Linked DNA regions of Mus musculus: region 2 is linked to region 1. A link is a contact called in ENCODE Hi-C or POLR2A ChIA-PET data. All regions are on one chromosome and are shown on one strand. The core of a region is the stretch at or near the end of the contact, and the rest is flanking DNA. Distances in the headings are between cores, read along the strand shown.

Evidence for each region. Hi-C counts contacts between places; a loop is a spot of excess contacts on that map. ChIA-PET counts read pairs that join two places held with the same protein, here RNA polymerase II (POLR2A).
Region 2: a map of gastrocnemius shows a loop between it and region 1 (5-fold over the local background). The contact joins the enhancer-like site here to the promoter of Ppp1r3c in region 1. A Hi-C loop is called at or near these places in 3 of 37 maps with a recorded cell type or tissue (T-helper 2 cell and gastrocnemius). POLR2A ChIA-PET finds 5 or more read pairs at or near these places in 2 of 5 experiments (both embryonic stem cell).

What each region holds. Positions count from the first base shown.
Region 1 is chr19:36,733,273-36,741,152 of GRCm38, reverse strand. Ppp1r3c (protein phosphatase 1, regulatory subunit 3C) reads left to right here and starts at 4,549. Exons shown (of 2, transcript NM_016854.2): 1 at 4,549-4,600; 2 at 6,799-7,880. The coding sequence starts at 4,587. The coding sequence ends at 7,738.
Region 2 is chr19:36,770,016-36,777,895 of GRCm38, reverse strand. No RefSeq gene overlaps it. Among named protein-coding and RNA genes, the nearest start is that of Ppp1r3c, 37 kb to the right of the region's middle. Within about 2 kb of position 3,647, at least 1 of the 3 ENCODE cell types and tissues checked has a DNase peak (open chromatin) inside an H3K27ac peak, as active enhancers do; it is gastrocnemius, where a contact is called at or near this core.

The DNA.
Region 1 (7,880 bases), core at 3,300-5,799:
ACACAGTCATACATAGTCACACTCATATGCACACGTGTACATGTATACTCATGCTCACATATGTGCACTCACATATACACACATGGACTCACTCACTTGTAGTGACATTTAAATGTTGTAGTGACATTTAAACGTCCTTCAGCATGATTCAGCTGTTACTTTTCAGGCCCCCTGTAACTCAACACTTTTATCCACCTTCAGCCTTCCGTGACTACAGAGACACCATCAAGAAGAGTAAATGACCCCTTTTGTAATGGTCATTCCTGGTTGTCAACTTGATTATATCTGGAATGAACTACAGTCCAGAATCGGAGGGCTCACCTGCGAGATCTCTGAGTCAACCTGGGACAAAGCAAGTCCCAGGTCAAGATGTGGTGGTACACGTCTGGGCCACATCTTCTGCTGGAGGCCTACATAAGGACATTGGAAGAAGGAAGACTCACTCTTATTCACCTGCTTGCTCTTACTTGCCAGGACATCTGTTGGAACCTACTTACTCAGGATTCCAGCCTCTACAGAAGACCAGCTGAAACAACTAGCCTCGTGGGACTGAGCAACTACTAGATTCTTGGACTTCCCGTCCACAGCTGCCCATTGTTGGGGAGTTGTCCTGCAGCACATCTGTTGGAACATCTGTGGGAAATGTTCGTGGGACATTTACATCTACATGTATACTCTTACACACGTGCACAAACGTGAACATGTACACACACATACATATCACACACATGTGTGAAAATGCTTATGTACACAGGAAGAAAGAAAGTAACAAAGAAAGAAAGAAAAAGAAAATGAGTTGGTAACTGGGGGACCCCAGGGTGAATTTCCCACAAAAGGAGTCCAGCCTCCAGGTGAGATACTGAGCAAATGCTTGGACAACCCCACTGTGTAAACCACACAGCCAGCAGCCCCTCATCTGTGGGGTACTTTTTGAGCCTAAAATAAAAGAAATATCTAGAATAGTCTCAAGGGTAAAGGGCTATGGCTTATGACTCCAGGTAACCTCAAGCATGATGCTGGACACCATGCACCAATTAACGAGCCCTGGTTGATAGATTTATTATGGGAAGACGAGTAAGACAAAGCAACGTTTGAGTGCTGCCAAGCCACACTTGGATAGAGCCCACAAACAATAAAATTCTTCATAACTTCTGGTTTAGTCCATCTTCATTGACGCAACACCCAAGGAAAAAACACTGATTCCTTTCCAGTACCTTCAATCCTGTAATGAAAGGCAGTAAAAACCAGCTAGGAGCCTGAAGGAGAGGCTTGGACTATTAAGCTTACAGGTTACCTTGACTTCTTGTAGGAAAGAATACTGTTTTCTGTTTAAAAAGTCCTCTTGAAGTTGAAATAGAAATCTGTTTTGGCAGCATTAATCAACACCAGGGGGCAGGAGCGTAAGCAGAGTCAATACAGCTTTTCTAGGACGGTGGTGGGGCTGGGATGGGGAGGGGTGGGGGCAGCCTGAGAACATTTAAAAAGCTTCCAACGTGGTTCTTGGCACCCAGCTAAGAGTCTCTCTGAATTACTTGAATCTGAAAGCTTGAAAACCTTTTCAAATTTATTTGTTAATTACAGAAGCCTTCTGTGTTCATTGTGTGTGTGTGTGTGTGTGTGGAACCCAAAAAACCAAACCAAAACGAACCAAAACAACAACAACAACAATCTCCAAAAACCACGAAGAAGCAAAACAAAAACATTTTACCACGAGTACTGTCACCATCCCCTAGTAAGCACTAACATTTTGGTGAAGAATATTCTAGAGCCTGTCCCTGCATATCTTTCCCTCCTAAGTAGAATCAAACTGCATTGTTCTTACAGTGTGCTGTTTCATAGCTTTAGCTGGTAATAGTCACCCTTTATCTCAGCATATACGGTTTGCGTAGAGAAAAGGCCTATCCAAGATTCTAGTTTTGGCTCTGACCTAACCAGCCCTTGGCTACCAGCTCTGCTTCCTCCTCGGGGTTTAGATTTATCAACTGTGAAACACAAAGTGTTTGAAGCCAACAATACACAAGGCGCCTCCTGTCTTTATCCTTGTAACTGACCATTAATGAAAGGAAGCCAGAATGGGGCAGACGGCAGTTATCCTGCATGCAGGTTCTGATCCCAGAGAGCCACAACTCTACTTGGAAGGTCCCGGCCAGGTTTCTTGATCTCCTAATGGTTTTCCTTTATCTAAGATGGTATTTATGACAGGCAGTTCCATGTAGGATGCTGTAAGTATTTAACAGATGACATGGTGCGCATGCTTGGCCCATGATAAGACTCAATGAGCCATGCATGGTGGTGACTGCTGCTTCTCTCAGGTACTAACTTTGCTGAGGTGAGAGTAGAAATGAGCACAGGAGGATCGAGTATTGAACTGAGCTCTAACGTGGGATGTTGCTGATACACACAAGTTTATTCCTCAAAGCAAATTTACCATCTCCATATTGCACAACAGGAATCTGAGGCTAGAACTTGCCTGGGTTCAGGTGAGGATTAAAACCCTAAACATTGGCCTTTCACGTGGTCTTGGCCATCTTGAGAGGGGCGTTAGTTCTGCTGTTGGTCAGGTGCTTTATTCAGAAGTAAAGCCCAAGAGAGAGAGAGGGAGAGAGAGGGATGGTCCAGCGGCTAAGAGCACTTGTTACCCTTGGTAGAGGACCAGGGTTTGGTTCCCAGCACCCACGTGGTGGCTTACAACCAATGACAGGGTATCCAGTGCCCACCTCTGACCTCTGAGGGCACTACATGTATGTGGTATGCATACATACAGAGGGGTAAAAAACACTCATATGTCTAATATAAAAATAAATCTTTAAAAAGTCCAATTATCAAGTTTCTTCCTCTGTGATGTTCAGTAGACGTTTCTTTAAAAAAATATTTATTTTAGTTTTACTTTGTGTTGGTTATGTGCACATGTGTGCAGGTCCTGCAAAAGCCAGAGGAGGGCGGTAGAGCCCCTGAAGCTGGAGTTCCAGGCTGTGTATGAGCGCCTGAGCTGGGTGGTACGACCTGCTCTCTGGTCTGTGGAAAGAAGAGCAAGGGACTCCTACCCTCTGAGCCGTTCTCCAGCCCCATAGCATGGTTCTTATTCTTTACTCCATTGTAACAATTCTTGAGTCTGACAGTTACATGACAGAGGAATTTTTTGCACATTCTAATTGGCTTCTAGATAGCCAAGCAGAGCTAGGTCATGGACTTTGTAAAAATAATCAGTATTCATACGCATAGAACAACAAGTAGGGGGAAAAAGGGCCATGAATTTGAAAGAGACCAAGGAACGTAGGAATGTTCGGAGGGAGGAAAGGAAAGGGGGAAGAACAAAAAACAAAAGAAGAAAACAATTTTATATTTGATTAACAGATATGCCTCCCCCCGCCCCTGCGCGTGCGCGCGCCTTGCTCTCTCTCCCCCCAACAGGGTTTCTCTGTGTAACTACTGAAACTCATCCTGTAGATCAGGCTGGCTTCGAACTCACAGAGATCCTCCAGACTCTTGCCTTCAGAGTGCTGGGATTAAAGGCATGCACCACCACACCCGGTCGAACTTTTTAGTTTTTAAAAGTCCAATTATCAAGTTTTTTCCTCTGTGATGTTCAGTAGACGTTTCTTTAAAAAATATTTATTTTAGTTTTGCTTTGTGTTGGTTATGTGCACAGAAGAAAAGAAAGAAATCTCAGCGAAAGCCGCTGGGTGGGTAGGGCATGAAATCAACTGTGATTTTGACCTCTGCCTAAGGATGTCATAACTCAGTCTAGGGATTTGGGCTGTCTGCTGCAATTGGTGACAATGAGCAAGGACAGTAACTTCATGTTGGCCTATAGTTCTCTCTCCCAAGCAGAGAACTGAATAGGTCAGCACATAGTCTCCATTTGCTTATTCAGAGGCAGAGTCTCGCTAGGCTGTACAGACTGGCCCTCTCTGCCTCTGTCTTCAGAGGGAAACACACACACACACACACACACACACACACACACACACGGCCACTTCGTTTCATGGGCTCACGTGTTTTCTTAACATTTGAGTGGCTGTGTGACTTTATTTGTGGAGGAAGAAGAGCCAGCCAACTTCTCTTTGCTTGGGCCAAGGTGCTTGGACACAAAGCAAGGAGCATCACAAGCATTTCAAATAACACAGACACCGGGCGGAGCCACAACTTTCTGAGCTCAGATTCAACTCTGCACAGACCTACGCGTTTCCATAGAAGACCCCGCCAGGCTCGCACAAGCTGCAGAAGGCCAGCTGCGAGCCGTGAGCTACGTGCTGCACGCCAGGCTCCGGGAACACGGCTGGATCCCGCTGGCCCAGGGCTCAGGGACTCTACGGCCGCCTTCCAGCACGCTCTGGTCACATCCAGCCCCGCGGTGATCACGTTCCAGGGGCAGGGGCTCGTGCCCCAGCTGCACAGTGGTTGGTCAGGGCGCACGGCCTTTGATTGGTCGGAGGGACCGGTTCACGTGATCTGGCTTTGATAAGCTGCCTCCCGGTTGCCTGCGGTCAGTCGGCCGGCTGGACCGCGGCGCTGCATCCTCTTAAGTACTGAGTGCGAAGTTGCTCAGGGTGCGGTTGTCGCGGTCGCCGCTGCCTCTCGGTCCAATGAGCTGCACCAGGTAGGTTCAGTGCAACTCTGCGCCCGAATGGAGGGGAGCCTGCAGCTGCGGGGACTTTGGGGGCTTTTGTGGTTTTGTCTTCTCTGCAGATGGGAGACTCCCAGGTTGATGGCTGAGTTGAATCGTCCCGGAGGCTTTGAAGGGATGGAATTTGAGTTGTATTTCTTAGCGCCTGTTTTGGGAATCTACATCTCACAGTAGAAACTGCCTTAGTGAGTCAGTTTTAGCTGGGATTCCTTTGCTGAAGTGACTCTGTTGCCTTTGAGCTCAAAGACCCAAACACTTGGGTGCAGCTTAGTTTTATTGATGAGGTAGTTTAGCCTGTGGCAAAAGGTAGAGGATTTTGCATTTCTTCTTTCCCCACTTCCCCTCTCCTGGTTTGTCATAGAAAATGCAGTCTTAGAGTTTGAGCAAGCTATTATTTTTAACTCTTGGCCAGGACTTAGAATTCCAGGGAAATAGCCCACTACTAAAACTTTCTATAAATGCAGGAGTAAAAAAGGAAAAAAACCAAAAAAACTAAAACAAAAAGAAAAACAAGAACAGCTCAACCAATAAAAAACGAACAACAGCTCCATCAACCAGGCAACCAAGACCATCTCACGAAATGTTGCATCTCCAGTTGTAACTTAGTCCAAGAATTCTCCCTCCCCAAATCCTGCCTCTTAATGGTTGTGAGACAAATAGACTTTGAGGTTTTGTTGCTGGAAGTTTGTAATCCTCTCAGAAAAACCCTAGAGCTATTAAAGTGAGTTCAGTATACATTCTTTACAGGCCACTTTGTGATGATGACCATATACAGGGTGCTGTGCTTAGCACTGGTATGAAGAGAATTCTTCAAGCCAGACTATATTTATGATCAAAATATGTTATATACATATATAAACTGTTAAAGAATAAATAATTAATAAAGCCCCAGACTCCAAAATGGCACCTACTGTATTTCATGTTTCTTTGATTTATAAGGCTGACATTGGAGAGGAAAAACCTAATTCTGTAAGTGTGGAATTATAGTGTGGTTCAAGGGAAAGAAAGGCCAGAAAAGTCTTGATGGATGGTTCTTTGTTTGATGCAAACTATTGTTATTGCCTTCCTACTTGTAAATAGGACCTGCTCAACAACAGGAAACATCATAGAAGCCCAAACCAGTAGATGCTATAATTCCATCAGTCAAAGATAATGAACATCTTAGTGTTTTCCTTTGTAGTTTTCAGTATTTATAAATTCATATATCTTCAGTGTATTTTAAAACAGCTCATTTTCTGGTTATCAGTTTTTAAAACTACTTTATGTTGTGTATATATAATGTACACTGCAGGCTACAAGACAGAGCTATAGTAAAGTGGTTATTACTGGTCAGAATGAACAAGTCTGTTATCCCTGCAGGTAGCTATTCCCTTTATAGTTGGACCTGTCATGGGCATCTTTCTATATGAACTGTAGATTGTTTAAAGTTTTTCCTTTAGTCTGTGAGATGTTGGCTGGTGTTGCAGTTGGTCATTTGTGAAAAAATGAGGATGACTGTGATAAAATGAAAAAGTCATTCTTTCTTTTAACAAGCGTCACCTACTGTCACTCTAAGGACAGCATGACATTTTAAGAATTGCTTCATTTATTGTTTCCCAAGTGGATTACTTCTCCTGAGAAGTAAAACCGGTTCGAGAGCCAAAATAGGAAACAGCAGCCAGAGGGAGCGAGAGGCTGGGACTGTGATAATGGAAGAAGCTGTCTGGCCAATGGACTCTTTTGGGGGAAGCTTTAAGAACATATTTACCTTTCTGGCTCCATGCCATGAAGCTCTACTGTAGTGGTTTTAAGTCCCCGGAATCTGAATTTTTTTTTTCTAAAGGAAAGAAACTTCTCAGGTCTTGTTGATCTGACAGGTTTAAGAACCACTGGCCCAGAACAGAGTACATAATTCCAAGAGCTGTGTCAGACTTGTTCAGATAGAGCCCTCTTGTTTCTCAGATGGAGAAACTGAATCCTCTCTGAGTGTTTCAGGCAGTTTACACATGGGCCCAGCAGCCTGCCAAGCACAGAGCTAGACTGTAGATCTCATCACCCCAGTGCTCTCCTTTTCTCCACGTGATAGCACCTCTCTGCACTGGAGTACTAGTGTGTGTGCATTTGGGACCAGGGGAAGACGACTCCAGACCTCGGTGATTACCACTGTTTTTTTTTTTTTTTTCTCATTCCAGAATGATCCATGTGCTAGATCCACGTCCTTTGACAAGTTCCGTCATGCCCGTGGACATGGCCATGAGGATTTGCTTGGCTCATTCACCACCTCTGAAGAGTTTCCTGGGTCCTTACAATGGTTTTCAACGAAGAAATTTTGTGAATAAATTGAAACCTTTGAAACCATGTCTCAGTGTCAAGCAGGAAGCCAAATCGCAGAGTGAGTGGAAGAGCCCACACAACCAAGCCAAGAAGCGGGTCGTGTTTGCGGACTCCAAGGGGCTGTCACTCACTGCTATCCATGTCTTCTCCGACCTTCCAGAAGAACCAGCGTGGGACCTGCAGTTTGATCTCTTGGACCTTAACGATATCTCCTCCAGCTTAAAACTTCACGAGGAGAAAAATTTGGTTTTTGATTTTCCCCAGCCCTCAACCGACTACTTAAGTTTCCGGGACCGCTTTCAGAAGAACTTTGTCTGCCTCGAGAACTGCTCTTTGCAAGATCGGACGGTGACCGGGACAGTGAAAGTGAAGAATGTGAGCTTTGAGAAGAAGGTTCAGGTCCGGATCACCTTTGACACCTGGAAAACCTACACAGATGTGGACTGTGTCTACATGAAGAATGTTTACAGCAGCTCAGACAGCGACACCTTCTCCTTTGCCATCGACTTGCCCCGTGTCATTCCAACTGAGGAGAAAATTGAGTTCTGCATTTCTTATCACGCTAATGGGAGGATCTTCTGGGACAACAATGAGGGTCAGAATTACAGAATTGTCCATGTGCAATGGAAACCTGACGGAGTGCAGACTCAGGTGGCACCCAAAGACTGTGCATTCCAACAGGGGCCCCCTAAGACTGAGATAGAGCCCACAGTCTTTGGCAGTCCAAGGCTTGCTAGCGGCCTCTTCCCAGAGTGGCAGAGCTGGGGGAGAGTGGAGAACTTGACCTCCTATCGATGAGTTAGGCAATCTACACACTGCCCTTGTCTGATCATAATCCTCATGCAATTCTAGATCTGTATTGCTCAATATTAGGAAGTCGTAGTTACTTTCTATCAGTAGATTTAGGTATGAGCTGTTGGGGCCTGGCTATAGAAGCTAT
Region 2 (7,880 bases), core at 2,398-4,897, 38 kb before region 1:
TTTTTTTTTTTTTTCACCTGCCTCAGAGCTCACAGGCCAGACACAAGCTAACGCCTCCCTTTTATTTTGGTTTGTTATGAGCTCAGCTGAGGCTCAAAATTTCATGTTTAAGTAAAATTAGTCATAACAATATAACACACACACACACATATCCCAGAATGCCAGTCAACCTTAATTTTTTCCTAAATAAGGAATTTTTACAAATTATATGTATGTTCTATGCAACAACTGGACTGTTGGTTTGCTCTTATTTATACAGGAGTCACTCTTCCTTGGTAGCTTGTAATTTTCTCTGCTAGTTCTGGAACTACATGCAGACTGAGCCCCCAATTCTTTCCATCCACGTTCTGTCATATTACATAATCTCATTTTTTTCTTTAATATTTTTTATTACATATTTTCCTCAATTACATTTCCAATGCTATCCCAAAAGTCCCCCATATCCTCCCCCCCACTTCCCTACCCACCCATTCCCATTTTTTTGGCCCTGGCGTTCCCCTGTACTGGAGCATATACAGTTTGCATGTCCAATGGGCCTCTCTTTCCAGTGATGGCTGACTAGGCCATCTTTTGATACATATTATGCAGTGCTTCTTGGTCTTCATGGAGAGAGGCAAGGCAAAGAACTCGAGGCATCTCTGCCGGTCCTAATCCTCCTGCTGACTTGTGCCAACTCAGTTGAGGCCTGGCTGTTCCTGCTAGGTCGCGCCACCACTGCTGCTATCCTGACACTACTGAACTGGACTTCTGCTATATCCCTGAAGTGCTTTCCAGTGGATTGAGCTGCCGCTGCTGACCTGTGAACTGAACTGCTAACTTCCTGACAATCAATGCAGATGAGATTTGCTCCAAGGAATCATTTCTAGACAGTTCGATTTCCCCCATATTCTTTCTTTCCCACTGCCTCTGATGGATGATGGGCTAGATGGGAGGTTAAAGCATTTAAGAACCATCATTAAAAGTAGGCTTTGAAGCTGTAAGCAATAGGGTTCCTATGGATAATGCTGAATAGTGGTTGCGTTTGTTGAAGGAGTTGGCGTTTGTTGAAAGAAGGATGGCAGTGGATTGGCTGGCATCTGGGGCCTGCCTTGACTCCCGTGTTCCTGCAGCTGGCTTGTCCTTTGTCCAGCTCCCTTGGATTCACTAAGACAACATAACTGTCCTTATTGGCTGGCTGCAGATGGTAGCTCCTCAAACTCCCTGTGTAAAGTATAAGCTTGTCCTAAGGCTCCCACTGCATCAGTCCATGGTGTGGCCTGCTTTACCAGCCACACTGTACTGCTGGGTGGAACTGCAGGGTGCTTGTGGGTGTTGGCTGCTCCCATGCTGGGCTTTGATGTATCTGAGTCACCTCCTTTCCCACAGTTCCTGTCATGATGCCTTCCCCATGGAAGGTGGTTTTATATTTCTATTAGTATTAGTTGATCCCTTCAACATTTCCACTCACGTGTATGATCTATTTTGAGTGTATCCACCCTTCAGTTACCCTCTATTCTCTCCCTTCCCACCCTGTTTCTTTTTGGTCTCTTCTTCTACCCCAGAGAGTTTACTATCTTTTTTTTTCCATGACTTTAAAAAAACAAAAACAAAACCCCAACCAACTAGATTCTCCAAATGAAAGAATGCACGCAGCCGTGTGTTTCTGAGTCTGCTTGTTTTGCTTAACACGGTGATCTTCAGTTCCATCTATTTTCCTACAAATCCCACAGTTTCATTTCTCTGTACAGCTGAATTATGCTCCACAGTGTTACATATTATGCAGCCTTTGTCTGTTATTAGACACTTAAGCTGATTCCATGGCTGACCAATGAGAACAGAGCCACATATCACGTGGGTGTTGAATGCTGCTTTTAATTCTCATGGATATATATCCAGCTGGACCATATAGTAATTACAGTTTTAGATTTTTGAGGAACCTCCACATAGTGGCTAAACTAATGTATATTAATGTATAATATACCATAGTAGGTGTGTTTTGAGCAAAAAATTCTGTCCATATATCTAACGTCACTTGTACACAATGTTCCCCTCTGCCACACTTGGGATCCTATTTCTAATAGACTTTCCTATTTGATCGCCAGCTCTTAAGATTCTTCTTTTCATTTTATAGGTCAGTTAGTGCTGACATTGGGCAACATCTCCCAGTGCCTTGGCAGGTGCGGGTGCCTGGCACTGCCCCGTGCCACCTCTCCATTGGCAGGCCTTCCGGCCTCAGTTGTCAGGAAGCTCACTTGCTCCTTGAGAAACTTGAGATGTGGGCCAGACACGGTCAGTGAGACATGGTCAGTGTTTCTGCAGTCCAGAGTAGACTCGCTCACAGTGTCCCAAAATCCTCATCCCTAGACCAGCGGTTCTTATGAGAAAGAAAGGCAGAGTCTAGTTTCCCTCGGGGAATATTAAAGAAAGGCTTTGGGCTGGAGAGATGGTTCAGTGATTAAGAGCACTATCTATTCTTCCAGAGGATTCAGGTTTAATTCCCAGCACCCACATGGCAGTTCACTACTGTCTGTAATACTACTTCCAGGGGACCTGACATCACTGTGCAGACATACATGCAGGCAAAACACCAAGGCATGTAAAATACAAAAAAACAAGTCATTAGAAGAATAAAAAAGAAAGATTTTTGAAGATTTTGATCCTGTGTTAGTTTGTAAAATTGCAATTTTTTTTTTTTTTTTTTTTTGGTTTTTCGAGACAGGGTTTCTCTGTGTAGCCTTGGCTGTCCTGGAACTCACTCTGTAGACCAGGCTGGCCTCGAACTCAGAAATCCACCTGCTTCTGCCTCCCAAGTGCAGGGATTAAAGGCATGTGCCACCACGCCCGGCTCGTGTTTGGTTTTTTATTAATTTATTGTTTACAAAAACAATTACTGCATAGCATGTAGCTAAGTCTGTACCTAGACACTTGGGTTCAAATCCTGGTCCAGGCTTAGTCAGTTGCGTGATCTTTGATGGCTACACATGCTTCTGTGCTTCGGTTTCTAATCAATAAAATGGGCACCATGGTACTTCCTCATTGGATTTTGTGAAATTAAATATATCTCAAGAAAGAGCGTTGATTCTTAGAGCATTGTGATGGTTTGTATAAGCTTGGCCCAGAGAGTGGCACTATTAGAAGGTGTGGCCCTTTTGGAATAGGTGTGGTACTGTGGGTGTGGGCTTTAAGACCCTCACCTTCATCCTAGCTGCCTGGAAGCCAGCAATCTCTTAGCAGCTTTCAGATGAGGATGTAGAGCTCTCAGCTTTTCTTGTACCATGCCTGCCTGGATGCTGCCATGTTCCTGCCTTGAGTATAATGGACTGAACCTGTGACCTTGTAAGCCAGCCTCAATGAAATGTTGTCCTTTATAAGACTTGCCTTGGTCATGGTGTCTGTTCACAGCAGTAAAACCTTATGACAAGCATCGTTCACCATGCAAGAGTCACTACTCTCTCACCTCTGTGACTCTTTTCAGTGGGCTCCAAGTGCTCCTCTGCTGGTAGTGTGGGGCTTATTTAAGTTTTGATCTTGAATGTCACATGTCTTACCCGTGTCAGCTATATACGAGGCTTCTTCTGCAGATAACTAAACATTTCTAACTAAAAGGACCTGCCAACTCATGGCCAGACCAGATGGTGCCTTGGCAGTCTCTGTGAGACAGTATGTCTCCACTGAAAACCTTCTGCCCACAGGAGAGGCTCTTCCTAGCACCCAGTGTCCCACACTCAGCTTCAGGACTAGGTTGGTGCCTCAGCTTCCATGCTGATAACCGAGTGAGCTTCAGACACACAGGATGCTATCTATCTCTAATCAATGAGCCATTTGACTGACCAAGAGCCATTTGGCTGACCAAGGGCTTAGCTTTCCCTTTCTCTTTAAATTTCAGATTATGTTTCCCTATGTGACTGTGTTTTCAGCTGGCATGGCACACGTTGCCAATAGTTTCCTTCTCCCTGGCACAATGACATGAACCTATGTACCAGCACTCACCGTACCCATGGAGGGTTGTGCTAATCTCGCTCCTAAATATAGTTGTGAGTGTCACCACCCAATCTGTGGGTGATGTGCGCTTACCACCTGCATACCTTACCAACTTCACGTGTCATCTAATACTTCCCTGCTGCTGCCCTAGCAAGACCTTGGGGTTTAGGATGAATGGCCTAAAAGTGCCATGGGAGCTGGATATCTAGAAGCCAGGGTGCAGGCAGGTAGGATGTCCTGCTTTGAAGCCACAGGGAGCTTTGTGGGAGCCTTGCCTGTTACCCTGGGCCAGAATTCAGATAATGGTACCAAATGTCTTGATATTAGAAACTCATTTTGCATCCTACCCAATGTTGGCCTTATTTTAGGGCCACTAATTGTCTCTTGCCCAGCAATGGTGAGGTGGCAGACACAACATACAGGTGCGGGAACAGTCACTCGGTGCTTCTGGGCTTGTGCTGCTTTGTAGCATGACTGCAAAGTCTCTGCCTTGTCTGCACCTAGCAGCAGAGGAAGCAGCACCCAGCACCTTGTGTGGCTTCTAGGCATGATTCGCAAACGGGAGGAGGAGGCTTGTTTTCAGCAAAACATCAAGTCATTATGATGACTATGAGGAGATCTTTATCAAAGCATTCTGGGGGCACCGGTGTGCATCATTGAGTGCACACTATTTATATCTGGTGGGGTTGGGCATAGGATGCTCACTGACTGAGTTATTTCCAGGGCAATTGTTTTTCTAGTTTCTCTTCCTGCAAGAAGAAGTTACCCTTGCCAGTTGCTTGTTTAAGCACTCAATGTATCTAATTTTCTTGTGTGTGTGTGGGGGGGGGTGAGGAAATGGGGGTGCATGCATACATATGTGTCCATGTGAAGGACAAAGGACAACCTTGGCTATTGTATCTCAGCAGCCATTCACCTTGTTGTCTAGTTTGTTTAACTTTTTTTTTTTAATCACCAGTGAACCCTGGGAATTCACCTGTGCCTGCCTCTCAAGTGCTGGGATTACAAGGCTATGTCACTATGCCCGAGTTTTCACTTGGATTCTGGGGATCAGAATAAGGTCCTCTGCTTACTTGGCAAGCACCATACTAACTAAGTTACCCCTTGAATCAGTGTCTTGTCTTGTTTTAGTCTTTGACCTTCTAAGACAAGATTTCACAATGGAGGCCCTGCCTGACCTGGAATGCCTCTGTAGTTCAGGTTAGCCTCAGCTTGTGGTGACTTCAGAGTGCTCTCTCATCATGCCTGGATTTCTTGTGTCTTAGATTAGACAATGAACCTGACTTTCCATTGGATGGGAAAGAAAGGAAGGGATGAAAGTTATTCAACTCTGGGCACCCAGGCTGGTGGGCACAGGCTATTGGCTTTGAAATTCTCAAATTTTATCAGAGAGGGATAAAAATATTTAACAATTTTATTAAGAATTTTGGTAAAGACTTAAATTATTATTGCATCTATCTATCTATCTATCTATCTATCTATCTATCTATCTATCTAGTGTGTGTGTCTGTGTGTGTCTGTGTGTATTTGTATGCGTGAGTGAGCACACATGGCAAGGAACTATCAGAGGCCAGAGGAAAACTTTGTAGGTGTAAATTCTACCTTTCTTTATTGCGGGTCCTGGGGCTCTAGCTCAGGTTGGTGGCAGATGCCTTTACCAGATGAGCCTTCTTGCTCTTTGTAAAATTAAATTTTTGTATATAGTTGTTTTGTCAACCTGTGTGCACTATGTGTGTACCTGATGCCAACAGAGATCAGAAGCTGCTGTCAGATCCCCTGGACCTAGAATAATAAGTAGTTGTGAGCTACCATGTGGGTGTAGGGAACTTAACCCCAGTCTTCTAGAAGAACATCCAGTGCTCCTAAGCATTGAGCTATCTCTCTAGTCCCATAAATGACCTTTTAAGTAATTCTACTCTGTCAAGGTCCAGGGCTTGACACCCAGGTCCTGAGGTGGGGCACAGAGTCCAGGAAGGCAAGAAGCTGATGGCTTCTGGCTATTGGATTCTCTTTTGCTATTCTGAGGCCAAAAGCTGGTGGCTCATGGAACTTGACTCCTCTTGATAGCAGCAGGGATGAAGAAAAGAAACTTAGTTATGTGGGCTCTTTACTCTTTAACTCAGGGCTAGCAAGGTAAGTGGCTCATACAGGAGAGAAGCTCAGAGTTTGTTAACTGTGAGTCAGAGAGAAAAGAAAAGAAAGTCAGACACACACACACACACACACACACACACACACACACACACACACACACACTACACTGGCTGAAGCAGTGCCACTTTATTATTGTTTTCAGTGTTTATACCTTTGCAGATAAAGATTACGTCATAGCATTTATCAGGTAGAACTCTTACAGCAGGATCATTGGTTACATGGTTTTCTAAACACTTTTACATCCCGTAAGTTCATAGTAAGTTTAAAGCAATAGTTCACGTCATAGGCTGGTAAGGTTTAAGGAGTTACAGCAGAAATTGTTTACATGTCTTTTCATGAAGACCAGTACCAGTTTAAATATTCCTTATCTATTTCCTAGCTCCACAAGTTCATTATAAGTTTAAAGCAATAGTTTATGTCATAAGTTAGCAAGGTTTTGTCAAGAGACAATGATCGGCCTTACGTCTTATTTTGAAGTCTTGTAAAGATAAACTAGTGAATCACTTATTTTCTGTCTTTTCACCTACAATAAGGTGTCCATCCCCAGTTTATGACCCAGTTTATGAGATTGGTGGCCTTATTCCTAACCCAGAAGGAGTGTTTCCCTTGATTGTAAATTTTTCCAAACCTGTATTCTTTTCCTAGAGCAGACACAGAACTTGTTTTTGCAGTTTTTTATTCTACATGGGGCTTAAAATTACTTGAATAAATTCAGGAGTTCTATAAATCATTATCAGGAATTATAAAATCACTAATTCATCTAAACTGTATTATTACATGAAAGTATAACTTCATATTGATCCTCAGGAAATTTGCCCAATAGGGTGGGCAGATGCCCAGGAATCATTAGGCTGTAATAATGGCAGGAGAGGCAGAGCAACAGCAAGAAGCCATCTTGGCATGAAGTCTCTGGGATCCATCCCTCTCAGAGTGCACCCACTGAAGCCATGCAAAACTGTGGGTCATCTCTAGAAACATCACTTGCTTGTCATAGCCTTTCCTACATGGCTCTTGTCATGACTCCATACACAATTCTAAAAAAAAAATTGCAACCCCATAGGAAGAACAACAATGTCAATCAACCAGAACCCCCAGAGCTCCCAGGGACTAAACCATCAAGCAAAGAGTACACATGGTGGGATCCATGGCTTCAGCTGCATATGTAGCAGAGGATGGCCTTGTTGGGCATCAATGGGAGGTCTTGTGAAGGCTCTATGCCCCAGTGTAGGGGAATGCCAGGTCGAAAAGGTGGGAGTGGGTGGGTGGGTCGGGGAACACTCTTACAGAAGCAGGGGAAGGGGGAATAGAAGGTTTGGGTTGGGGGAACCGGGAAAGGGGATAACATTTGAAATGTAAATAAAGAAAATATCCAACAAAAAGGGGAAAAATATTGAAAACATGATTTCCAAACAATAGTTTTTAAACGAAGGAACTTTATCCCCCCCATAAGAAATCTTATACTAGACATCAGTTAGTAAGTCTGAAATGACAACACTTCTCAAGAGCATGAGTGAACCACTCTTCCCGACACGACCTTTGTTCAATGGACCACCTATTCCATTTAAGGTGGCCCTTAATGTTTCTAGAAGTATTTCCAAACCATGATAAATGACTAGGAAGCCAAGCAATCCGCCTTGGAGGAGTGATATGCTTGAACATCCACTTAAAACACTGCAACTTTTATGATATGGAAATTCATTTGTTCCTAGGAGTCTGTGCATTCTTATTTCTTACCCTGAGTAGGGTCCTCATCTAAAGCAAGAGTC